Regions from separate parts of the Homo sapiens genome. Here region 1 is linked to region 2. A link is an interaction called in ENCODE POLR2A ChIA-PET data of the cell type or tissue named here. Cell type or tissue: MCF 10A. All regions are shown on one strand. Links, peaks and the distances in the headings refer to the core of each region. The heading gives the core; the rest is flanking DNA. Region 1 overlaps CAND1.11 (a long non-coding RNA gene). Region 2 overlaps SBF2 (SET binding factor 2).

Evidence for each region. ChIA-PET counts read pairs that join two places held together with the same protein. Peaks named below come from ENCODE experiments on the same cell type or tissue, not always from the same donor. Only the 100,000 strongest peaks of a DNase experiment are listed, where the experiment ranks them.
Region 1: POLR2A ChIA-PET joins it to region 2 with 5 read pairs; 5 of 35 experiments call an interaction of 5 or more read pairs at or near these places.

The regions. Positions count from the first base shown.
Region 1 is chr11:10,353,453-10,358,837 of GRCh38, forward strand. All of the region lies in intron 2 of CAND1.11 (a long non-coding RNA gene), which reads left to right. Among named protein-coding and RNA genes, the nearest start is that of CAND1.11, 48 kb to the left of the region's middle. RefSeq lists enhancers at 6-537, 538-1,068. In MCF 10A, for the core only: no CTCF peak of the experiment used is centred there; a DNase peak (open chromatin) is centred at 2,039.
Region 2 is chr11:10,272,936-10,278,320 of GRCh38, forward strand. All of the region lies in intron 1 of SBF2 (SET binding factor 2), which reads right to left. Among named protein-coding and RNA genes, the nearest start is that of SBF2, 19 kb to the right of the region's middle. In MCF 10A, for the core only: no CTCF peak of the experiment used is centred there; no DNase peak of the experiment used is centred there.

The DNA.
Region 1 (5,385 bases), core at 137-5,136, 81 kb after region 2:
TTTTCTTTTCAGATAGGGTCCGGCTCTGTCACCCAAGCTGGAGTGCAGTGACACAATCATGGCTCACTGCAGCCTTGACCTCCTGGGCGCAAGCAGTCCTCCCATCTCAGTCTCCTGAGTAGCTAGGTGTATAGTTATGTGCCACCATGCCTGGCTATTTTTTTTATTTTTATTTTTTTGCAGAGATGGAGTCTCACTATGTTGCCCAGGCTGGTCTCAAACTCCTGGGCTCAAATGATCCTCCCACGTCAGCCTCCCAAAATGCTGGCTTTATAGGTGAGAGCCACCATGCCCAGCCTAAAATTTCCTATGTATTTACAATGCCATTTGTCACTTTATTATTGCTTGCTCTTGAAAATTTTTTAACGGATAAGCCATTTTTCTTTTTTTCTGAGACAGAGTCTTGTTCTGTTGCCCTGGCTGGAGTGCAGTGGCATGATCTCTGCTTACCGCAGCCTCAATCTCCTGGGCTCAAGCGATCCTCTCACCTCAGCTTCCTGAGTAGCTGGGACTATAGGGGCACCATGACTAGCTAATTTTTGTATTTTTTGTAGAGATGAGGTTTTGCCATGTTGCCCAGGCTGGTCTTGAACTCCTGGGCTCAAGCAATTGGCCCACTTTAGCCTCCCAAAGTGCTGGGATTACAAGCGTGAGCCACTATGCCAGGCCGAATAAGCCATTTTCCAACTAGACAATCATAGAAACTCAAGAGCTGAGACACTGAAGATGGCTAGACAACTGTATAACCATGATCATAGACTCATGCTAGAGGAGAGAATGGGGAAAAGAACTTAACTGGGCTTTATGGGACTCAGCATTGACTGGGCTGTTATTATCACACACAGTGTTCTATGGTTAGAATGCTTGTTATGTTATTGTTTAGAAGTTGGAGTTTTCCACGAAATAGACACATTAATTCTCAGGCCTCCTGGAACACGATCAATCCTAAGGCAGGAAATAAAGACTAAGGACATGGAGCTTAGGTTGAAGTGTGAGGGAAATAACTGCCTCCTTGATCTGAACCTCAAGGATTTGTAGAATGAAGTATCTTCCCACTGTGGGGAGGCAGGCTGGCCCTTCCTCCATGGCAGCAGTAGAGAGCAATGTAGAAGTCAAACCCAGAGACTGGGGAATCTGGGCAAAGGTACTGAGTTTCAAGTTTCTCTCTGTTGTAATTCTCTTTTCTCTCCAAGCCTTTGGTAATGTCTTGTTAAAAGTTTCAGCCTAGTCTGCTTTATCACAACAGGGAAATGGTGGAGGAGTCTGTACAGCCCATGCTGGGGCACAACAGTGGAGTTAGGAAAGTTGTACCCTGAAGGAAGCAGGTGTTCAGACATAGGAGTCCCCCATGTGGGGCCAGGCAGCTGGCAGAGATGAAAAGTACAGAGGAAATGGGTGGACCACGTAAGTGTTCCCCAGCGGAATTGGATAAAATCCTGATTTCACGAAGTCAAGTAGGATGAGGCTCAAGCTACAATGATGGTGCATTAAATAGAAGCATGAGTTTACAAACTGGTGAAGTCTGACATACTTGAGTTCTATTAGACACTAATGTCTACTTCATTCAGCTATAAAGGACATACTATTATAGTCAGATCTCACTAAATAAATAAATTCAATTCATAGCTATGATCGTAGCTACATTTCCAGTATAAATTTAATTGATCGATCTTTGAGATTCCTTCGTGTTCAGAAGTTCTGTGAGTTTATGGGGTACTGGAAATACCACTGGAGTCAGCCCCGCCCGAGTGTCCATTAGATCCCCCAACCACATCCCCCTCATTCACTGTCTTCTTTCCCCTCAACTGGCATGGAGTGTGGGGCAATACAGGAATGTTTCAGAACGTGTAGCCAGGGCATGTTGTAATTTATTAGGAGTCACTCTTAAGTGGAGAGGATCTTATTCTTCAGATAGTCATTCACATTCTTGGAAATTATGGTTCTGAGGTCTCCTTGGTTGCAGGAGGGGAAACTCCCATTAATCTTGTGACGTGCTGATGAATTGCTTGAGAATTTCTTAAAAGCAGAGGAGACATGTCAGGAGGAACATAAACAAAACCTCAATTTCAAAATAGCAAAACAACATAAATCTTCCTTGAAATTTTCACATGAGTAGATCAGGCCATGCTACAGGTCAAGGCCAAAGAGCCACAAGGCAGACTGTGTTCCCCAAAGATGGCCACAGCAGCATCTCTCCTCCCACATGTTCTTCCTATGATGACATGTTGGCACTTGTACAACCCTCCTTGTGAGAGATGTGGTCTATATTCCATCTGCTTGAATCTGTACAGGCTTGTGAATTTGGGGGAAATTATGCTATGTAATTTCTGAGCCTAGGTCATAAAAGCTATGGTTTCTGCCTGGTTCTTGTGAGATATTTGCTCTTGGAACTTATAGTAGATATCTATTGCTATGTAACAACCCCAAAACTTAGTAGTTTAAGACAATACACATTTATTATCCATCCCACAGTGTTTCTGAGTTAGGAACTCAACCACAGTTTAACTGTGTCTTCTGCTTCAGAATCTTTCACAAGGCTATAATCAAGATTTTGGTCAGGGCTGGGGTCTCATCTGAATGTTTGAATGGAGAAGAATCTACTTCCAAAGTCACTTACGTGGTTTATTCGTGGTTTTTGGCAGGATTCACTTCTTTAGGGATTGTTGGACTGAAGACCATTAGTTTTGTATAGCTATTGGCCAGGGTAACACTCAATTCCTTACCATGTGAGCTTCTTCATTGTGGCAGTTTCCTTCATCAAAGCCAGAGAAAGAGAGAGATTATCTTGTGACCTAATCATAGCAGAAATATTCCTTCAATGTTGCCATATTCTATGAGTTAGAAGCAATTTAATCAAGGGGATGAGATTACACAAGGCTGTGAATACCAGCAGGTGGAACTCATTGGGGACCATTTTAGAGGCTTCTTACCACAGAATTTAACCAGCAAACTATGAAGAAGCCCAGATGAGGAGGTCATATGCAGACTTTCTGACCTCAAGCACCAAGACACATGAGTGAAAGAGCCTTCAGATAATTCCAGCTCCCAGCTATTCAGTAATCCTCAGCCTTGAGACTTTCCAGCTGAGGTTCTAGATGTTGTAGAGCAAATACAAGCTGTCCTTGTCATGTCCTTCCCAAACTCCTGACCCATATAATCCTTGAGAATAATAAACTGGTTGTTGTTTTACACCATTAGGTAGCAAGTGGAACAAGCCACATATCTTGAAGTTTCATTGTTCAGCTAGTCACCTGATTTGACCATATGAAATGACCATTGCATTTTTGCTCATGCCAATTTTTGCAACTGAATTGATATCACAGTTCAGCTAAAATTTTGCGAGCTGAAAATACCTTAAGAGTCCACACAGGTCTGAAAAACCTCGAAACTTTCTGGTTGCCATAGGTACCTTTTTGTCTTATCTAATAAAAGCAGCACCCCATTTTGGGTATCTTGCCTGTAGCAGCAGTTTGTAAAATTCTTTCAAAGGGCACAAGACAAATCAAGTTTTCCCAGGCTCAGTTCTGGGATTCAGCTGAGCTTTTATGGTCAAGGGCATACTCCTAAATCAGACAGGATGCTCTAAACATTCTCATTAGTCCATTTTGAATAGGACTATCATAGTGCTTGGTCTGGCATGAACTATCCATCAGAATAACTCTGCATACTTTTTGTTTACACATGTGTATTGAGTAATTTTTTGAATTACCTTAATAAACATCTGGCACTAGAATTCTTGATGGGAAGGAAGTGTTTTTGCTTGGAAAAAAAAAGAGTTTAATAATGAAGCAAACGAGGTATAATTCCTCCTTCCCCCACTAGAGCCTCTCTGCATGAGATAAGGAAAGGAATTTATGTCTGACTTTGGAGAGATTGGATGGAGAAGAAAGAACAGAGGAAAGAGAAGACAGAAGGAAGACAGAAGAACCAGAGGAGCATGTGAGGATGGGTGCAGTGAGGTGAGGGTGGGTGTAGTGTTGAAGCCAATAGAGAAAACCATCTTAAGTGGGTGGCTGACAAGGACTGCAGGGAGCAAGAATGTGCAATGATGAATGAGACTTTTAGGTTGTCCAGGGTACAGTGAATGAGCAGACTCACTTTCTGTGAAACCCCTCCCAACATTTTCAGCAAAGTCTATTAAATTCATATATGGTATATTAAGATTTTTTTCTGTGAAAGAGCTAAATTTATGCTTTGATTGATGTAGCACAGAGCAAAGACTACTCAAAGAACATTATCCCTGAGAGACTAGGACAGGAGAATGTATGTGTCCTGGGTATTTACAGAAATTTCGGAGAAAGCTGTAGACTTCCATAGGCCATGGGGATGTGTATTTTAAGTCAATTGTTACCCAAGACTTATGAAGCAGAGAGGTCTCAACTGACATGTGGGCTACTTGAACATCTCTGTGTCAGGTCCAGCCTGGTTCCTCACCCCCATATCCTTCCTCAATTTTCTACCCTGTCTCTTCTCACCTATGAGCCCAGCCCTACTCCAGGTTCCTGGTACATTCTTGAGATGTAAGAAGCATCTTAAGATGACTAGATCCAGACTGATGGTCTAGGGCTCCACATAAAATCAGTCCTGCTGCTCAGGACTTTCCTGATTCATGCCCCTCTTTTGAAAAGTAGAACTAATTTTATTCTCAAACACTGGGGTCTTCTCTCCTCCTCCATCCTGTGGGTCTCAGGCCTTGTAATTGGGCTTCTGCTTTGGAATATTTTCTAAATTTCTAGGCATAAACTAGGAGGAAAGCAGTTTACCCTAGAATGGGGCTAAGTCTGCCTATGGAGGGGACTAGATTGCAAAAACCTTGAGTTCTAGGCCTAATATGATACAAACTTGCTATTTGACTGTCACAAAGTCATATTTATTCTGTAGACCTTGGGGTCCTCACCTTTAGAACACTGTACTTATTATTAATAACTTAGCAGGCTTGGACATAAGTTGTATAGGGTTCTCAGCACCATGGACTATTCCCACAAGTCAACTGGTCTGCTGCTTGAGAGCAGCAGCTAAAACTGGAGGGAGTTTGTCCACTTCAAACACACAGACTCAACCAGTGGAGCAGGGTCAGCCCCGACGTGAAAGGATGCTGGCCAGGGAAGGCAGGGACTCAGAACCACAACCAGAACCCAAGCCAAGAGGACCTGGGTTCAGGACAAGTCTCAGTTTTCGGGGTGGGGGGGCACTGAAAAGACAGACTGAGGGAAACTGAGGCTGGAAGTCAAGGATATGGACTGAATCAATATAGCTGTTAGGATGTGGCTAGGAGACCCTGGGGTTACTTCTAGCTTACCAGTTCTGGAGACAGAAGTATCAAGATGATATCGGGGCAACTGGATCAGCTGGTGCAGTTGAGGTTGCTTAGGCTCTCCCTTTCCT
Region 2 (5,385 bases), core at 71-5,070:
GGCACATGCCTGTAATCCTAGCTACTGTGGAGGCTGAGGCAGGACAATTACTTGAACCTGGGAGACAGAGGTTGCAGTGAGCCAAGATCGCGCCACTGCACTCCAGCCTGGGTGACAGAGTGAGACTCCGTCTCCGAAAAAAAAAATAAATAAATAAATAAATAAATGAATAAATAAATCCCTGGAGTGAGCCTTTTTGTAACATGTAAATAGAAGACCGTTTTTAGTTTTTGAATTATTTGATAACTAATTATTCTGTTTAATTATTAGTAGAAAGAACAGACCCATTGTACAAAAGGGAGTCAAATGAAAGGGATAGGACAAGCTTTCAGAAATCATTACTTCAACTTAATTGCACAAGTTAAATCAGCCCAGGATCTAGATGTTTTTGAACTCGAATTACTGTTTTTTAAAAAATTGCTTCAACATTCATGCTTACTAAGTAATAAAAATTGTATCATTATTTGTTCAGATTAAAATCAAACAGAAAAGACTACAATGAATCAATTAAAAATAAATATGAGCACATGCTTCTAAAGAACTTATTTTTCTTTTAGAAGAAACAGAAAATATAAAGCTTATTTAGCTGTGCTTTGATTTGTGTATGAATGTTATGACCATGTTTCTAGGTAACATCAAAGTTTTGTCAATGCTAGGACCATGGGTGGCAAACAGGTACAAAAACAAAGATGTCCCTTCCCACACTGCTGTATGTGTGTATCTCTTCTTCTTGTGCTAAATTATAATGTAGCAGACCAGTTAGTGCTGTAGTTTAAGGCCTTGGATAAGAAATGGAATATCTCCTGAAGCATAGCCCTGATATCAATCATACAGAAAAGAAACAGACATTTGGATGGAAAACTGGAACCAGGAAAATGGACCTCATTAGATAGACCTGACAGGAATAGGTTGTCTGTCTTGCCACCATCTAGGGCCTAGACTTAAGGAAACATGCTGAAAGGCAAGATGACCTTCATCATATGATGGCAGACCACAAACTAGGCAGGGTGGAATCCCTTTAGGAGACTACAGACTGAAAAGGAGGAAACTATACCTTGCAAACCAGACTACTGACTTAAAAGTTATTCTCTGGTTTCATTATCTTTTTATTTTTAACCTTTAGAAAAGTTTTATTTCACTGCTGCAGCTTTGCCTCAGCAAATAAAAGTATGAATGATTTGGCAGTGGGAGTTAGGCCAGAATGTTAAGAAAAAGTGGCACTCCATGAGATCACTGGAGAAATAGAAGAACTGGAGCTTTGAGTTCAAGCCAATCCTTCCCATACAGAGGCAGGCGCTCCTTCCGCTGTCAACCTTGGAGGACTAGGGTTTCATTTTATTAAGAGAATTTTAAAGTTTCTGTTCAGGTACCTAGAACTAAATTCATCGTGACAAAATCTGAAGAGATATGTACTACATTCAAGAGTCAGCAGGTTTCTGTAGTGTTTAAAATTACAGGGTTTTGTTTTATTAAGGGTTTCATTTTATTAAGAGAATTAGAAAGTTTCATTTTATTAAGAGAATTATAAAGTTTCAGCCAGAGTAGTCGCTCACGCCTATAATCCCATCACTTTGGGAGGCCGAGGCAGACGGATCACCTGAGGTCAGGAGTTCAAGACCAGCCTGGCCAACATAGTGAAACACTGTCTCTACTAATAATACAAAAATGAGCTGGGAGTGGTGGTGGGCACCTGTAATCCCAGCTACTCAGGAGGCTGAGGCAGGAGAATCGCTTGAACCTAGGAGGTGGAGATTGCAGTGAGCCGAGATTGTGCCACTGCACTCCAGCCTGGGTGACAGAGCAAGACTCCATCTCAAAAAAAAAAAAAAAAAAGAAAGAATTAGAAAGTTTCTGTTCAAGTACCTAGAAACAAATTCATTGTGATAAGATCTGTAGAGCTATGTACTACATTCAAGAGTCTGCAAGTTTCTGTAATGCTTAAAATTTTTAACAAGTATGTATTACTACTGTAAGTAAAACAGTTTAGCACAGGCACGTCAGTGGAAGCAATATGCAAATGAATATGCAGAAGCATGCACCAGAAATATGCAGCAGAACCACCACCATCCTGGTTATGAATTAAAAGTAAAAACTGGGTAGAAAAATAGATGAGCAGAGTTTCCAAATCACATGGACACCTGAACTCAATAGCCAGGGAGAAAGGATCAGTCCAGAAACTAAGTCCATAAGGAGGTAAAGTCAAATGTGAGTAAAACAAAACACAGTTTATAGAGAAAGGAGACCGAGAAAAGAGAGAGAAGAGAAAAAAAAGAAAGAGAGAACACCAGACAATCAATCTGAAAGCAAAGGCAATTAACCTGGTTCCTTTGAGAGCCAGAACTTTTCCCAAGGTGTTACCCCCATTTGTGCTTGTAACTATAAAAGCACAATATGGCTTTAAAAGTCTTTAGTGGCAAAACTCTAAATTCTAAGACCAAAGTATATTTGATTCTCTGTTGGAGCATCTTGACGGGTATGACACCCATCTCCGCATGACTTCCTACTTACACAAGATAAAACTAAAATATTTTAAGTTATTTGTAGGATGTACTGAATACTGTTTTACTATTCGTGTTCTTAGTTTCTACAGTAAAATACATGTATACCTTACAAAACTAAAATTGCTTTTTACTTACATGACTTTTCATTAACTTGTATTCTACGGTTTAACATTCTTTCATTAATTTAAAAAAAAAAAAAAAAGTATCCCAATCCTCCTCATTTCCAAGGCTGCAACAGAATCTTAAAACAAAACAAAAAAACCAATACACTAGAAGGAGTAAAACAAAAACTGCTTCTTGGGGAACAATTCATTGTTTCAAAATAAATATTTTAACAAAAAATTCTATAGGCTCTATCCATTTTTAATCATACCTACCAGTGAGAGTCTACTAGGTGACTTCTTAAGTCAACATTTAAGAGTGGGGAAAAAAATGTGATGTTTCATTGCTGTCTCTAAATTTATGTGGTATTCATAACACTACAGATTACAACATGCTATACAGGTTTCAACATTTGAAAATTCTCTGGAGTTGTAATCATAGTTAAAAGCAAAGCATTAAATTCAAGAAGCTTGAAAAAAAGCAATGTTTTCTGAGAATGATCTTTTAACAGTGGTCAATTTGCATAGTTTTTTACTTTCTACAAAATACTTTACTGATGAGGGGAAAAATTATTTTCTACCATAATTAGGAATCTGGACTTAACCTGTTATGCCAAAAACAGCAACCATACTTTGCAACAAAAAAAATTTTCAAAAGCATTTTCAATCTTCCTGACTACCAAAGTTTCCACTACCAAAAGTGAAAACACTTTTAAACCTTCCTGTGTAACAAGTTTTAAATTTTCTTTTATTTATTTGTATCAATTTTCTCACCTGTGGCTGCCAAAATATCAAGAATTTCAACTCCAGAGAAGGAGGACAGAAGAAACACAATGTAAAGTGGTTGGCCTAGTAAAATAGTTGGAAAAAAAACTGTTTTGGCTGCTCTAATATAATCTTCATTTATTACTCATTAGTTCTCTTCTTATGGTCCCAATATTCCAGCCAAATTGAGAATCTACTCACTGTTTATCAATTCAGTGCCTTTGCCACTACTCATCTCCACCTCCCAGTCCCCACAATGTATTTATAGACAAAAGTTTTGATTTAAAGCCAGAAAACTGGGTTCAAGTTTCATTTAATCCCTTTTAATTCCATTCATGATCAGTATGAACATGGACAAATTATTTTACCTTTATGCACCTTCAAGGATAACTCAGTGTAACCATGAAGAGTCAATGCAATAATGTGAACACACTCAATTTTTTTAAATGAATGAAGATTCAATCTGATAGTCTCTGCTTGTAAAACAAGTGTATAGAGAAATGTAGGCTGTGACACTAGATCCCAAGAAAGTATCTACTGGTTGTTATCAATATAATAATATGGAGAAAACAGGTGGCACTAGTAATTTAAAGTTAGAACAAGGAACACAACACAAATTTAAGCCTTTCTTAAAACTGTGTAAAACAGGCTCGGTACAATGGCTCATGCCTGTAATATCAGCACTTTGGGAGGCCAAGGCAGGAGGATTCCTTGAGGCCAGGGGTTCCAGGCCAGCCTGGTGAACATAGGGAGACCCCATCTCTACAAAAAACTTTAAAAAGATAGTGCCACTGCACTCCTGCCTGGGCAACAGAGCGAGACCCCATCTCAAAAAAAAAAAAAAAAAAAAAAAAGGCCTGTAATCTCAGCACTTTGGGAGGCCAAGGCGGGCAGATCGCTTGAGCCCGGGAGTTTGAGACCAGCCTAGGCATCACAAAGACTCTGTCTCTAAACAAACAAACAAAAAATCATGCAAAGCTATGTATCTGTCTTCCAAGGAATTCTGAATTTTCTACAGCTTATTTTTCAATGAAGTATTTAGAGTGGATGCTGATTTAACTTGTAATGTTGTGGGAGTGATTCCTATTTCATATGTTTGGCTTTTTGAATAATTTTGTTTGTTGCAAAATTGTTTTTAAAAAATTAAGCCTATTTAGCACTGTTCTATCCAGATAGATTTCCTAATATTTACAAACTACTATTATTATAATAACTGCATGAACCATTGTGTTTGTGGTGAGTTGAATAGCGTTGTCCAAAAATTCACGTCCATCAGAATCTCATAATGTGACTTTATTTGGAAACAGGGTCTTTGCAGATATAGTTAAGGATCTTCTGATGAAAATTATCATGGATTTAGGGTGAGCCCTAAATCCAATGATTAGCATCTTTATAAAAGAAAAGAAAGGGAGATTTGGACACAGTAACAGAGAATGCGGCCATGTGATGACAGAGAAAGAGATCAGAGTTATGCTACCACCAATCAAGGAGCCCCTGGGGCCACCAGATGCTGGAAGAGGGAAAGGAAGGATCCTTCCCTAAATCCTTCAGAGAGACTGAGGCCCTCCTGTCACCTTAACTTCAGACTTCTAGTCTCCAGAATTGTGAGAGAATGGTGTTTGTTTTAAATCACGAGTTTGTAGTAATTTGTTATGGCAACCCCAAGAAACTAGCAGAGTGTTGGAGCTTAACTAAGCACTATTGTTTAAACATTTTAAAGTGAGAATTCTCTGTACTTCCCTGCAATAGTATTAATTTTCCCAAAAGACCCAAACTTTTTTATCTTCTTAGTTAACAATCTTTTTGTTCCTATACTCTAGATCAATCTATACTGTTTGAAATTCATTTAAACTTAAGCAGTTATGTGAAATATTTCCCTAGGCAAAATTAGTTTTTAATTTTCTTTCAAGTAAACAATGAAACCTACAGCTATAACTAAAAACTTATGAAAAATTTTATGATGAAGACATTGATAAGTATATGGGAAAATAAAATTATCAACTTATAAAAGTTATATT